Regions from separate parts of the Homo sapiens genome. Here region 2 is linked to region 1. A link is an interaction called in ENCODE POLR2A ChIA-PET data of the cell type or tissue named here. Cell type or tissue: OCI-LY7. All regions are shown on one strand.

Region 1 (2,500 bases):
GGCCAGGCTGGTCTTGAACTCCTGACCTCGTGATCCACCCGCCTTGGCCTCCCAAAGTGCTGGGATTACAGGCGTGAGCCACCACGCCCAGCCTCTTTAGGAATTTTATGACAGCAGCACTTTACCAATATGTGGAGTAGCATGAAAGATAATATGGCCTGGAAAGGCCAGAACTTAAGAGCAGTGAATCTTCAAGAAGTGAGCCCAGAATATTTGTTCAGGAAATTAACATGAATGCATAAGGAGTGAAGATTGTGCTACCTACAAGTACTCTGCCCCAGCATTTTGCAAAGAGAAAAAGGTGTGAAATCAGCTTACTGTGTTCACCTCTGCACCGACATGGCTTAGCTTTGTGCCTGGCCAGAGTCAACATTTAATAAACATTTATACAAGAATCTAAGACGATTTTATCATAGAATACTACAAACCTCAGAGAAGGGAGCGTGTATTTATCAAACTCCACAGAATTCCTATGTGAGTCACCTGAAATATCAATTTATCCAAAACTCCACAAGCCACTCAATGAGAGAACGATTCATTCATTCTATTAAATGGAGTTGGTCTGAGTTTCATTGACTGTCAAACTATAGGTATCTCACACTTAAAAAATAATTTAATAATTTACTAATAATTTTAAAACTATGCTACCGTAAAAGTAAATGATTCTGTTGAGACAAAACCACTGTGTGACTTTGTCAGTTGTTATGTGACTTGATAGAGTGAGTTTAAGTTCCAAAATTCCTTGCAGCCTTACTTTAAAATCTCATGTTCTCAAATACTAGAAGACTTTTGGAGAATGCTGGGGTTTTTTTTTTTTCTTTTGGCCATATAGCATATATATTTGTGCACAGTTCTTAGCAAAAGGTAAATATTCAACATTTATTGAAATGAATTTATTCACTTTGGTGAGAAAGACAGCCCGAGCTCGTAACTCCCTGAGGAAAAAAAATGTGTAGTTTTTTCTCACTCTGAACTGTAATTCTTAGTGATTATAGTTATCATTGATTTGGGGACACTAAAGGAAAATATCTAACATATAAGCACTATTTTTCAGTGCTTATTTTATTAAAAACCAAAATATTAAAAATCAACCCAGTTTTACAGTCTTTATAAAAGAGCTGTTCTATAATCTTAACCCAAATGTAAGACAGATGATATCACTTCCCAGAACTAATTGCTAAAAAGTTAAAACATTTATAAAAACCCACAATAAAAAAATGGGAAATATACAGACTTCTAAATTTTGTATTCTGGAGCTTTTCTCTGATTTCTGTTCCACAAGCTTCCTTTTGAATCAGCTTCCATAAATCTTCATAGTCAATCATATTTTTCGAGATTGCACATTTGGTCAATTCATTTTGCAACCCTATACTCTTATTTTCAAAGAGAATGGGTGTGTGTGTGTGTGTGTGTGTGTGTGTGATTTAAAATTTAAAATCTTTCAAACCAGCGGAGTGTAACAGCTGGGTAACTTGCAGCTAGCTAGTCAGGAAACAGTTATTTTCAACAGTAATTGACACCAAAAAAGTAAACCACAACTTTGAAAGTTTCTAAGGGTTCATATATATTTTAAAAATTAAAGGGAACAATTAAGTCAGACAGACCGTTTTTCTTCTTCTTTTTAAGCTAAGTAGTCATACCTGGGAGTTAATATAAGGGGAATTCTTGGTGGGAGGGAGGATGATAGAAGAGAGAATGGGGGCTTTATAGAGGGGGAAGAAAAGGTTTGAGGACATTGAGAGGAAGTAGACAAACATACCTTTCCCTTAAAATTCAATTTCTAATTTTACCTTCCTTTGGCATGGAGACTCTAGAACATTCTTACACTATACACACCAATTGTCATATGGGAATATGCTGCTTATGATAATAAACCATGTATTTGCCAGTTTCGTGGAAAACAGACATGAATGCTTTTCAATATAATTTCATCTCCTAGGCAATGGAGCGCACGTGACTGACAAGGCTGCCTGATAGCTGGAGAGCTTTCTCAGAACAGTGAGCCTAGAGGCGCCCTCTAATTTACCCGAGGGTTTATAAGGTGAGGGTCACGCTGGCCATTTTCCTTTGGGGAAGAATAGAATCAGGGATGCACAGGATTCTATAAAGATAGAGGGACATTTTTTAGATGATGAAAATGTAGCGTCATCAGCAGAAATCAGACTTTTTTTCAGTCTAATTTCTTTTCTTTCTTTCTTTTTTTTTTTTTTTTTTTTTTGAGACGGAGTCTCGCTCTGTGGCCCAGGCTGGAGTGCAGTGGTGCGATCTCGGCTCACTGCAAGCTCCGCCTCCCGGGTTCACGCTATTCTCCTGCCTCAGCCTCCCGAGTAGCTGGGACTACAGGCGCCCGCCACCACGCCAGGCTAATGTTTTGTATTTTTTTTTAGTAGAGACGTGGTTTCACCGTGTTAGCCAGGATGGTCTCGATCTCCTGATCTCGTGTTCCGCCCTCCTCGGCCTCCCAAAGTGCTGAGATTACAGGCTGGAGCCACCGCGCCCG
Region 2 (2,500 bases), 150 kb after region 1:
TTGTAATACATTTCGTTTGTTTGATTAGGATAGTTACTTTCTATTGCTTGTAACCAAGGAACCGTAACTAATATAGAAATTGATATGAGAAAGCAACACATCTTCAGGGAAATGTGGAGAATTGAGGACAGATTACTGGGTGTGGAGCTGGATTGAAAAGCAGTGACACACCCGTTGATATGATGGGAAGGGGGCTGGCAGGCGATGGGGCACCCGGCCAGTGGGTCAGACTCTTGCCCATGTTCCCTGGAGGCATCTAGGAGAACACTGATTTCTCACAGTTCTGGAGACTGGAAGTCCGAGATCAAGACACCCTCATGTTTGGGTCTTGGTGATGGCCCTCTTCCTGGTTTCACACTGCTGACTGCTAGCAGTATCTTCACATGGTAGAGAGTAGAATGAGCTTCAGTCTCTTTCTCTCCTATCGGGTCACTAATCCCATTCATGAAGATGCCATCCTCATGATCTAATCACTCCTCGAAGGCCCCACCCCTTAATACCATTCCTTTGGGGGTGAGGATTTCAACGTACAAACTTGGTGGTGGGCACAAACATTCAGTCCGTAGCAGATGGCGTTTCACTGGGCAGGTGCTGTGTTTGGGCAATCCTATCAGAATCACGCAGGAGCCTTGCTAAAACGCTCCTTTCTGTGACTAGGGCCGCACCTACCATGAATCAGTAGATGGCCCACAAGGGCACGAGTAGTTAACTCAGTCACTGTGCTTCTTACAGCGGATACTGAGGGGCATTCTGTTCTTAGGAGAGACTGGACAAAGAAACTGAGTCAGTGCTGAAGTCAAGTGCAGATCTGGAGTTAATTCCAATACTACAAAATGAATTATAGTTTCAGGTGCAGAACTGGAGTTAATTCCAATACTTACAAAATGAATTATAGTTTCAGGTGCATATCTAGTTTCCAGCTTTATAAATACTTGGTACAAAATAGATAATTTAATTACTGTCATGCTGAAAGAGGAAGCTGAAGAAAACTCAATGTCAGATGGGTGCCAAATGCAGTAGAATGTGTGAGACTGTTGGGCTCGTGGTGATATTGTATAAATTAATGTCTGGCTTGCATTAATTTTTGCATTATTTTATGAAGCTTCATATTCATAAAATTAAGTGGAAAAAGTATAAATGAAACATGACTTAAGAGTCCAGATAAATCTAGAATTAGGCCGGGCACAGTGGCTCATGCCTGTAATCCCAGCACTTTGGGAGGCCGAGGCGGGTGGATCACCTGAGGTCAGGAGTTCGAGACCAGCCTGGACAACATGGTGAAACCCCATCTCTACTAAAACACAAAAATCAGCCAGACATGGTGGCAGGCACCTATAATCCCAGCTACTTGGGAGACTGAGGCAGGAGAATCACTTGAACCCGAGAGGTGGAGGTTGCGGTGAGAATTAACACCAGATCATTCTAAGGCTAAACTCAGAAGCAGAGATCTGCACAATCAGTCTGTTGTACGGACACGTGCTGGGGGTACACGCTCCACCCTTTTAGTCTTTTACACTCTCCTCTGCACCTCCAGCTCCTCACCTTAAAGGCCCCACAAGGGTCACCAGGGACCCCTGGCTTGTCTTTGACACCGGTGCTTTTGGGCCCTGGGAGTAGCAGAGGTAAAGGCAGCAGGGTCAGTGAACAAGGCTCACACACTGTCCATTTGTGCCACAGCTGAAACCTGAAATCCGCAACCCCAGCATCTTGGCAGTGGCAGTGCCCATAAATGGTGCTTGGCCCTGCCCTGGCCCCTTATTGTGAAGATCCAGCCTTCCGCCCTCCCACCCTCACCCCCTGAGCTGGCTTCCCTAGAGATCTGAGCAGCAGATCACGCCGAGCTGATGTGGCCTGAGCCAGCTACTCCCCCGATGGTCCTTGCTGGTGACAAACTGGTAATGACAGTGGCAAGTGTGGGCTCCATAAACCTCCTACAATTGACACAAGGAGGTTGTCAGGCTCAGGAGGGCCCCTGGGCCTGGTCCGGGAGTGCTCAGTGTGCCTGGCCCTCCCTGCAGAGTGGTGAAGGGGAGGGGCTTAGTGGACTGACACGGGTGAGACCTGGGGCTGGTGGTGGTGAGTGACAGGGTGGAGGCAGAGTGTGTGGTGTTCCAGCTTGGCACTCTCAGAGCCCGCTGTTTTCAAGGTTGGACTTTTCTCATCACACTTGTAGGTAATGAGGTAGAAAGGTAATAAGGTCGAAAAGTAATGAGGTAGAAAGCACGGGGCTGATTGAAGAGGAGATCGCTGGACACCGCAGGAAGGTCAAGCTGAGGTGGTGATGGGGAGAGAGGCAGGGGTTTTCGAGGCTCTCTTCTCTGACTATTCCTGCACCGGGGAGGATGTTGGCACGTGATCTGGAAGACAGAAAGGGGCCCGGAGGAAGAGGGGATTTAAGGGCCTTGGGCAGGTCTGATCAAAGGGACACATGATTGCCCCCCAGGAGGCCCTTGGCGTCCCACTGTCCATCTCTAGGGCTGCTTGACCATCCTTGAAGAGT

The links. ChIA-PET counts read pairs that join two places held together with the same protein. Peaks named below come from ENCODE experiments on the same cell type or tissue, not always from the same donor. Only the 100,000 strongest peaks of a DNase experiment are listed, where the experiment ranks them.
Region 2: POLR2A ChIA-PET joins it to region 1 with 5 read pairs; 4 of 35 experiments call an interaction of 5 or more read pairs at or near these places.

Annotation. Positions count from the first base shown.
Region 1 is chr6:166,249,916-166,252,415 of GRCh38, forward strand. All of the region lies in intron 2 of LOC101929297 (a long non-coding RNA gene), which reads left to right. Among named protein-coding and RNA genes, the nearest start is that of PRR18, 57 kb to the right of the region's middle. In OCI-LY7, no CTCF peak of the experiment used is centred here; a DNase peak (open chromatin) is centred at 1,456; H3K4me3 peaks cover 526 bases; H3K27ac peaks cover 526 bases.
Region 2 is chr6:166,403,615-166,406,114 of GRCh38, forward strand. No RefSeq gene overlaps it. Among named protein-coding and RNA genes, the nearest start is that of MPC1-DT, 22 kb to the left of the region's middle. In OCI-LY7, no CTCF peak of the experiment used is centred here; no DNase peak of the experiment used is centred here.